2 separate regions of the Homo sapiens genome follow, and region 2 is linked to region 1. A link is a loop called in an ENCODE intact Hi-C map of the cell type or tissue named here. Cell type or tissue: OCI-LY7. All regions are shown on one strand.

The links. A loop is a pair of places that touch in the nucleus more often than their neighbours do. Peaks named below come from ENCODE experiments on the same cell type or tissue, not always from the same donor. Only the 100,000 strongest peaks of a DNase experiment are listed, where the experiment ranks them.
Region 2: a loop joins it to region 1, with 8 times the contacts of the local background. A loop is called at or near these places in 15 of 110 quality-filtered maps.

Annotation. Positions count from the first base shown.
Region 1 is chr13:37,067,287-37,072,286 of GRCh38, reverse strand. No RefSeq gene overlaps it. Among named protein-coding and RNA genes, the nearest start is that of SUPT20H, 10 kb to the right of the region's middle. In OCI-LY7, CTCF peaks have their summits at 2,889 and 3,091 (motif pointing right); DNase peaks (open chromatin) are centred at 3,186 and 4,226; H3K4me3 peaks cover 374 bases; H3K27ac peaks cover 2,191 bases.
Region 2 is chr13:36,856,278-36,861,277 of GRCh38, reverse strand. All of the region lies in intron 5 of SMAD9 (SMAD family member 9), which reads left to right. Among named protein-coding and RNA genes, the nearest start is that of RFXAP, 40 kb to the right of the region's middle. In OCI-LY7, CTCF peaks have their summits at 2,685 and 2,884 (motif pointing left); a DNase peak (open chromatin) is centred at 2,887.

The DNA of each region.
Region 1 (5,000 bases):
CCTGCCTGTTTCATGGTCACAGTCTGCTCAAATAAACTCTTAGTTTTTAATGTGCCAAAGGTTATGTTTTAATAGATGCAAACGTGAATCAGAGCAAATCCTGGCGATGTTCTGCAGGCAGTGGCCCAGTTATACGAATGCCTGTTCAATAAGTTTGCCTGGATAAAGGAAGAAAGGGGCAAGAAATGAATCAAATTCTACAGTGGGGACCACTACGTTTCTCTGCTTTCAATGCCTGCTTTATTATTCTTTTCTTTTTCTCTCTTTCTTTATCAGGGTCACCCTCAGGAAAAAGTCAGACACACTCCCCTGAAACCACTGCTGGCTGGAGGAAACAGGTTTAGCATATGTCAATGAGAACCACACATGCTATGGAATTTCATGCCAAAGCTATCAAGCTTCCCTTTGACAGCCTCACTGAGAAAACAAGTCAATAGAGATTCATTAATTGGAATTTAGAAACCTTACTTATTTAAAAAAAAAAGGCTGAAAATTATTATACATTACAGAACAATGATTCTCACACTCCAGGGCACTTAAGAATCCCCTGAGGTGTTAAGAAAAAGAGACTTTTTAATTGAAATAAGTTTCTGAATTTATAATAAAATTAGCATTTTGAGATTAAAGTCTTAAGAAATCTAAATTTATAAACTCATAATTTTAATAAATTGAATATTCACTAAAACACCAGCAACTCCAGGTATTTTTTCAAGCCCCAAATCTTCCCTTGTCGAAACAAGGGAATTAGCAATGCACCTGACATTTATCAGGCATCTTTGTAAGTTCTGTTGCCTTTATTATATAAGGGCTCTCTTGCCTTTATAGCCTACCCACCTTCTTCTTTTCCTTGGATTCAGCTATTATCTTTCTGCTAATTATCAATAAATTAATAATTTTGATTAGGGAAATCTCTTTCAAGTTTGGTAATGTTATGGGATCTTTGAGGTGTCCTTCTCCTGGCTGGAAACCTGTGGCTGGTGGAGGCCTTGCCCAAGTTTTGCTCAGCCCACTGGGCTCGTTCTGCCCACTTGGCCTAGCAGGCTGTACTCAGCTCATGCTACTGGCCTGGATCCCACACCTCCAAGGGAGACAGTGAGTCAAGCATGGAGCAGCAAGAGTTGTGTGTGTGAGCACGGGGTCTGGCCACTGCGCAGTCAGACATGCAGCTGCTGCCATGGGGCGGGCAGCTCCAGATGCCAGCATAGGCGCCGGCTCTCAGTGAGGCTGCAGCTGGACAGGGCGCACCACAAGGAGCTTCCCTGGCTGGCACCAGGGAAAGCAGTGGTGCCTGGAAGCTTGGAGATGCCAGGAACCACAGGGCCTCAAAGAAGGAGTCACAGCCCTGGCTCAGGGAGCTCCCAGGTCTAGACTCCCCAAAGGGCCACAGCTCTCCTTCTCTCTGCCTGTAACGTGGGGAGCAAGGGGCATGTTTCAGCCCTGTTTGTATTACAGTTCTCTTAGCCTTGCCATTTAGTGGGTCCCAAGTTCTTGTCTTGTGACCAGGAAGAATGAGGTACGCATGCAAGTGAAGGGTGAGCAAGATGATGAAGAGCTTTATTGAGCGATAGAACAGCTCAGTCTCCCACAAGGGGCAGCTCCTTTCCTCAGCCAGGATGTCCCGTCAAGTGTTCAGCTCCTAACTGAGAGCTGGTAGCTCCTCTCTGCAGGCAAGTCGTCCCAACAAGTGTTCACTCTTGGCAGGGAGAGTGGCTCCTCTCTGCAGCTGTTCCTCCCATGGTCCAGCTACCAGCAGAGAGGGTAGCTCCTCTCTGCAGCTGGTCATCCCGTCATCTGTTCAGCTCTGGCTGAGTCCTGGGCTTTTATGGCCTCAGAAGTGCCCGCTGATTGGTCTATGAGAGGCCATGGCGGGTGGCCAGAAAAGCCACCACCTCCCACTCCTATCAACTGGATGGGCAGTCAGCCCCAAGCCTTCAGGCCTTCCCTGGCCTAACCAGGGACCTGCCCCCTTCTACCCTCTTAACAGCCTGTCTGCCTCCTGCAGCTGTCCATGGAGCCCAGAATGCTCGAGTCAAGGGGCACCTGTAGGCCAGCACCAAGCTGCTCTCAGCCACCCCTCGGCTTCCCCTGTACTCCTCAGTGCCCAAAGTCCGGAGGGGGTCTAGGCAGCAGGGGGCTGGCGTGTCAGCACTGCCCTGAGCTTGGCCCCAACCCAGCTCCAAGATCAAAGCAGTGCAGGGAACAGGGAGAGGCCAGGCAGGAGCAGGCTTCCCCGAGCCTGTGGGGACAGGGGGGCCTTCCTGACCTCAAGGGTACAGATCCCACAGACGGCCTGGGTCCTGCACCTGGGAAGGTGGGGCTCCTGCCTGCTCTGTGGAATGTGCAGGCAGCCCGGGCCATGCCTCCTCACAGCCTGGGGCGGGGGCTCCAGGTCCTTGCTGGGTGCCTCTCTGCCCACTCCTCTGTGCCCAATCGCGTGGCTCCATCACTCCCCCTCTGGGCTGGGCGACTTGGCCTGGCCTCATAGCGGCGGCCCCCAAGGGGCTGCGGGGCGGCTCCTGCTTGTCCTTGGCTCCCGCTGGTTCCGTGAAGCGTGAAGCGTGGCACAGCCCCGGGCCCAGCTCCGCCTCCTCCCCACGCCCTCCCCACAGCAGCAGTGCGTGGGTGAGAGCAGCAGTGTGGGGCCAGAGTCCCGAGTGATGAAAGCTCCGGGCCTAGGGTCGGGTCCCACCTGGCTGCATGAGTTTGGGGGCAGCACAGGAGGTTGCTTCCGGGACGTGGGGCACAGGGGACCCACCACCGCCACTGCTGCTCCCACAGCCGTTCCTGCTGCCACCCCTCGCACCTCCCCACTGCAGCCGGTGGGGTGGCAGTGGCCTCTCCGGACCACCCGCTGCCACAATCAATAAGTTACCAGACCTGATCCAGCCACAAATTGTCCCTGGTAGGGTCTACCCAAGTGGACGAAACCATAATTAAGAAATACCACTAACTGGTTGCCCTCTGACTGTAACAATGCTTATTTTAGGCAAGCTTTAAAATAGATATGTAGGATCTGGATCTCTAAAAAGAGCATTATTTGTTCAAAGAAAACATTAATACAGTACTGACTATTCCATTTGGTGCCACAAGATGTCACTTATATACAAGCAAACTCTGTATATAAAATAGAAATAATTTTGTTTCAGAATTTTTTGGGTCCTAATTTGTAAGGACACCTGGTCATCCATCCTGGATGATAAAAATATGACTACAAAATGCTTCCTGACCTCAAAAGGCTTAAAAGCTTACAAAGAAGCAGATGTGTGCTCAAGTAGCTGAACACAATTCACAGTATGTTCAATGCAATGCCAGAAATGCACACTGTCTAAGCAAAAATTGGCCTGGACAAAGTTACATAGTCAAGGAAGACTTACTTTAAGGCTATTGCAATAGGTGAGAGAGACCAGAATATAGCATGAACTCAACTCCACTGAAACAAAGGGGAAGATAATTGGGTTTGGGTTTTTTTTTTTTAATATTTGTGTTATGGTAAATATACATAAGATAAAATTTCCCATTTTAGCAATTTTTCAATGTACAATTTAGTGGTACTGAGTATATTCACAGTGTTGTACAAACATCACCACTATCCATTTCTAGAACTTTTCCATCACCCTAAATAGAAACTCTATGTCCATTAAATAATAACTTCCAATTCCTCCTTCCCATATCCCCTAGTAAACCATTCATCTTTTTGTGTCTCATGAATTTGACTAGTCTAGATACCTCATATAAGTGGAATCATGTAATATTTGTGCTTTTGTTTCTGGCTTATTTTACTTAGCCTGTTTTCAAGGTTCATCCATAATGTAGCATGTATCAGAATTCCATTCCTTTTTCAGGCTAATACTCCATTGCATGTATTAACCACATTTTATTGATACATTTATCTGTCGGTGGGCATTTGGAGTGTTTCCACCTTTTGGCTATTGTGAATAAAGCTACTATAAATGTTGGTGTGCAAATATCTGTTCAAGTCCCAGCTTTCAATTCCTTTGAGTATATACCTAGAAGTAGAATTGCTGGATCACATGGTAATTCTGTGTTGAACTTTCTGAAGAACAACCACACGGTTTTCTACAGCAGCTACACAATTTTATATTCTCACTAGCAAGGTACAAATATCCAGATTTCTCCACATTCTTGACGACACTTGTTATTTTCTGTTCTTCTGATAATTATCCTAATGAATATGAAGTGGTATTTCATTGTAGTTTTGATTTTCACTTCCCTAATGATGAGTGAGGCTAAGCACCTGTTCATGTGCTTATTGGCCATTTGTACCTCTTCTTTGGAGAAATGTCTATTCAAATTATTTTCCCATTCTTAAATTGGGTTATTTGGTTTTTCTGTTGTTGAGCTGTAGACATTCTTTACATATTCTTTATTTATACATATATCAAATATGTTATTTGTAATATATTTGTCTCATTCTGTTGGTTGCCTTTTCACTCTACTGATGTACAGAAGTTTAGCAGGAGAGGTTTTAAGAGCTGGAGTAGGGGGTAGTAGGCCATCTGTGTTAACTGTCCTTACCTAAAGAAAACACAAACTTTACTGTATCTTCGTGATAGGAGGTACTGTTATAACTTGGAGCTAAGCACCCTCTCAAGTTGGTTACTGCCCTCCTACAGAAACTGGAGACACGGGCTCTATCTTCCTTGATTATTACATTTCAAGGAGATGGCCCTCCTTAAGAAAGACATTCCAGGGTTGTAGAATTGGTAACAGGCATTTTTTAAAAGTTATATATCAAAGGAGCAAAAAAACAGCCTAAAAGTTTTTTTATAGTAAATGATCTAAGAAAAGGGAGGTCAGTGGCCTAGAGTTGGTAAGAAATCCTATCTAAAGTTAGGAGAACTAAGAGAAATATTAATGAGACTTTATTTTGGCCACCTTGGTTAAAATAAAACATTTGGAGGCCGGGCATGGTGGCTCATGCCTGTAATCCCAGCACTTTGGGAGGCCAAGGCTGGCGGATCACCTAAAGTCAGGAGTTC
Region 2 (5,000 bases), 210 kb after region 1:
AGATATCAATTAGCCTTCACACCATTTCTGGCTTTTATTCCTTGTGACTTAAATTAGCTAAATGGCTGGCCCTGCTAAAGGAAGGTCATGTTGCCACCCTGTCAGCACTGCGTGCATTTTGAGTTTTGTTTTCTCTAGTGGTGATGATGGGTCCTCATTTACCCCACTTACCATCTAGTGGGTATGTCCCTGAGGTAGAGGGGCTGGTAGAAAGCATTTATTTGTAGCCATGCAGCAGTTAACTGGTACAAAGGGACTGAACTTATGACTTTGACCTCACTAGCAAGATGCTTTAAATAGCTACTAACAGTTAGCACTAGCACACCAAAAGCTACCACTTAAATGTCAAAGGCAATACCTTGGGCAGCCTGGAACATCTCATTCCAGTGTGGGATCTATCCATATTCTTCCTTAGAAACTAGGCAGACCACTTGAACTCTCTACAATGACATATCAAATAATAATAATATGATGATGATGATAGCTACCCCCACTGATTACCTAATATCTAAGAGACACGCTGGTGGCCGGGCGTGGTGGCTCATGCCTGTAATCCCAGCACTTTGGGAGGACGAGGCGGGTGGATCATGAGGTCAGGAGATCGAGACCCTCCTGGCTAACACACTGAAACCCCGTCTCTACTAAAAAATACAAAAAAAAATTAGCCGGGCGTGGTGGCAGGCACCTGTAGTCCCAGCTACTCGGGAGGCTGAGGCAGAAGAGTGGCGTGAACCCAGGAGGCAGAGCTTGCAGTGAGCCGAGTTGGTGCCACTGCACTCCAGCCTGGGCGACAGAGCGAGACTCCATCTCAAAAAAAAAAAAAAAAGGTAAAAAAATTTCTCCCTTTGTGGGAGAAAATAAGTGATAACCATTAACCCTGGTTATTGAACTTTCTGAGATAGATCAAGCGTATCCTGAAAATAATTATCACATATTCCAAATCATTGCATTGTTTTTGGAATTGGGCTTTTTTTAAACCATTTTATGAATCTTTATTTTCTTGTATATCTCAAGTTCTGTATAATTCTAGTAATTCTTCTTGTTTTATGAAAGGAATTATCTTGACATAAGGATTTCACCAGTCAGCTCCTTGCAGAGATGTTACCGGAAAGCGGTCCTGACCCAGACCCCAAAAGAAGGTTCTTAGATCTCTCACAAGAAAGAATTTAAGGCAAATCCATAGAGTAAAGTGAGGGCAAGTTTATTAAGAAAGGAAAGGAATAAAGAATGGCTGCTCCATGGACAAAGCAGCCACCAGGGCTACTGGTTGCCTATTTTTATGGTTATTTCTTTTTTTTCTTTTTTCTTTTTTTTTTTGAGATGGAGTTTCGCTCTTGTTGCCCAGGCTGGAGTGCAATGGCACAATCTCGGCTCGCCTCAACCTCTGCCTCCCGGGTTCAAGCGATTCTCCTGCCTCAGCCTCCTGAGTAGCTGAGATTACAGGCATGTGCCACCATGCCCTCCTAATTTTGTATTTTTAGTAGAGATGGGGTTTCTCCACATTGCTCAGGCTGGTCTCAAACTCCCGACCTCCGGCAATCCACCCGCCTCGGCTTCCCAAAGTGCTGGGATTTCAGGCGTGAGCCACCGTGCCTGGCTGGTTATTTCCTGATTATATGCTAAACAGTGGGTAGATTATTCATGCCTCCCCTTTTTAGACCATATAGGGTAACTTCCTGATGTTACCATGTTCGCCATGGCATTTGTAAATTGTCATGGCACTGGTGGGAGTGTAGTAGTGAGAATGACCAGAGGTTACTCTCATCGCCATCTTGGTTTTGGCCAGCTTCTTTATTGCAGCCTGTTTCATCAGCAAGGTGTTTATGACCTGTATCTTGTGCCAACCTATCTCATCCTATGACTTAGAATGCCTACCCGTCTGGGAATGCAGCCCAGTAGGTCTTAGCCTTATTTTACCCAGCTTCTACTCAAGACGGAGTCACTCTGTTTCAAACTCCTTGGGCAGAGGGTCTGCATGTCCAGGTGGTATTTGGGTTGCTTCCTTTCCCAATGGATTTCACTTCCCTGTCTCAAAATAGTCCTTTTGTTCTGCCTCTGAACACATGTAAGGCTTCTCATCTTAAAAAAAGCAAATCCTAAAAAATATTTTAACATAGGATGCAATGTCACACTGTTACAGTCATTAAACTTGATGTTGCAGAATACTTAATATCCTGAGAAAATGTTCACAAGATATTATTAACTGAAAACAAGTTTTAAAACATCCTGTAGAGTATGATCCCAATTTTCTTCTTAAAAATGCACATGGCTGAGCATGGTGGCTCACACCTGTAATCCCAGCACTTTGGGAGGTCGAGGTGGGTGGATTGCTTGAGCGTAGGAGTTCATGACCAGGTGGGCAACATGGTGAGACCCTGTCACTACAAAAAATACCAAAAAGTTAGCTGAGTATGGCGGCGTGCATCTGTAGCCCCAACTAGGCAGGAGACTGTCTCAAAAACACATAAAAAAGACTGAAAAATGTTAATAGCTAATAACTAATAGATGTTAGCTTTGATTATTTCTGGGCTGTGGATTTGTGGCTGATTTTTCTTTTCTGTCTGTATTTTCTAAATTTTCTATAGTGGGCTTTCTTGATCCTGTGAGGATGGGGTGGGCATGGTGTGTAAGGGTGCTCTGGAAGGCAGCAGCAGTGGTAAGGGAGACACCTCACAGTGCAGCCCAGGCAGAGTGGCTGCGTGTTTGAGTGACAGTATGGGACATGCCGTGTAGTACAGTTGGACCCAAACAAGCTTGTTTATCATGTTGTCCTGAGAAACTTGGTCATCAGGGGCAGTCTTGGAGGACCAGCCTTGCTATCAGCCCAGAGGTGACTTTGTGTGAGTTAGGAAAAGGTGCCTCTTCCTCAAGAGAAATTACTGCCATCTGCTGGGAAAGGATTGTAATAATTACACAAAGCTCTGAAGACTAGGAGGCAAACCCTGGTTTGCAGTGGTTGTGCAGTGCACAACGGTAGGCACAGTCCTCTGGAAGACCTGCCTCCATCCTCTGACCTAGGCCCTGGTGTGGATCTGGAAAAATGTATTTTTATATTATTAGTATTTTTTTTTACCACCCATTAAAACTTTTTTATTGTGGGAAATTTCAAATAGGAAAACAGAGAGGGGAATATAATGAGTCTTCATCTTAGTATCTCCGGCTTCAATAAAGATTCACATTCTGTGCCGTTCTTTTTCATCTATCGCTCTACAGTATTTTTGCTAGAATATTTTAGAGCAAATCTCATGCTTCATATCCTTTTTCCCATCTATTGGAGTTTATATCTAACTATATAAGAAATAATACCATTATTACACTCAGAAATATATATATTTTCTTAAAGCTTCTAAAATAGCTGTGCAGAAGAAAAGGCAACAAAGGCAAGGGGAAGATTAATTACAAACTCGAGAGGAGGCGTTGTGCTTGTGTTGGGACGTTTAGGTTTTGTCCTAAGAGGAGTGGAGAGGCTTCTGCATCTTCTGTGCAGGACACTCTGCCTTTTATGGTGATCTTTTTGCCTCCCTCCCAGTAAGGAGGGTATCCCTGCACCTTCCTTCTACTTTGGGACACTGACTTCTTCCTCTGTTAGTAGGTTCCAGAGATTGGCACACTCTCACCAGCCTGCCCAACCTGCCCTCTTCCCAGTCATTTCCTGTCATTCAAGGCAAAAGAAGAGGATTGAAAGGGGACACACTATTGTAGTTCCACCCAGCAAACCCAAATTAAACCCAAGGTTCTTCTAGTCCTCATTAACCACAACACAGGACTCCACACTCCATGATCTCATAAAAAGTGGGTGGCAGTCACACACAAATGGAAAGTTCAGATAAAGAAAGACACAGCCCAAGCAGATACAGAGCCCAAGATGTGGGTGGAACTTGCTTGAGGGCTGCATTGCCAGTGTTCTCTTTATGATCTCAGGCAGTACTTCCTTTGGGGCATTTATTCCTTATTGCTAGGAGTTAGAACAGGCTGCAGGATTGTAACACTAGCTTTTCCTTCCACTTCTAATGCTACTAAATTACAATAATGAACATATTAATGGCATATTTGATTGCAACTAACAGGTGTGATGTCTCTTTTAAGCATTTCATACAGAACTGTCAGAATGTAGGCTGCAGTAAAATCTGCACATGTTCATGCTTTTCCTGTACCGTTTTAAAGGAATATCACTGGCTAGGCATGGTGGCTCATGCCTGTAATCTCAGCACTTTGGGAGGCCGAGGCAGGTGGATCACCTGAGGTCAGGAGTTCGAGACCAGCCTGCCCAACATGGCAAAACACCATCTCTACTAAAAAGACAAAAAATTAGCCAGGTGTGGTGGCAGGCGCCTGTAATCCCAGCTACTCGGGAGGCTGATGCAGGAGAATCGCTTGAACCCGGGAGGCAGAGGTTGCAGTGAGCCGAGATCGCGCCACCCCATCTCCAGCCTGGGTGACAAGAGGGTAACTCCATCTCAAAAAAAAAAAAAAAAAAAAGTGCAGGTCACCCGGCCTCACCCTGGACCTGCTGAAGTAGTGATCTGTTTTAATAAGCCCTGCAAGTGGTCTTAGTGCAAGCTAAGGTTTAAGAACCACTGCTCTACTCTGTGGTGATCTTGAATCTGACACTGGCGTTTAAAGCTACTATTCTGGCCTACCAAATGGATGCAAATAACATTGTTGGCCTACTTGACTCCTCCTCAGATGCTGGTGTCTCTAGCCAGAATCTGGCCTCCCTCACCCTGAGGCTGGGTTCCACCCTTTTCTGGTGTTTCTGGGCGGGCTCCGCATGCTGGTCCCATTGGCTCTGCTCTTCTCTCTCTGGATGCTGGACGACTGCCTACCTGCCCAGGCTCTTCTCTGCATTGGTAGCTTTGCCAAAGTGGACTGTGGTTGCAGATGACCTGAACAGGATTGAAAACCAACCCCTGAAGATAGATAACAGACTCAGATAACAAAAAAATCGTATTTATCTTATGTAATAGGTTTTGAGAGGATTACATATTTGAAGGTCATTC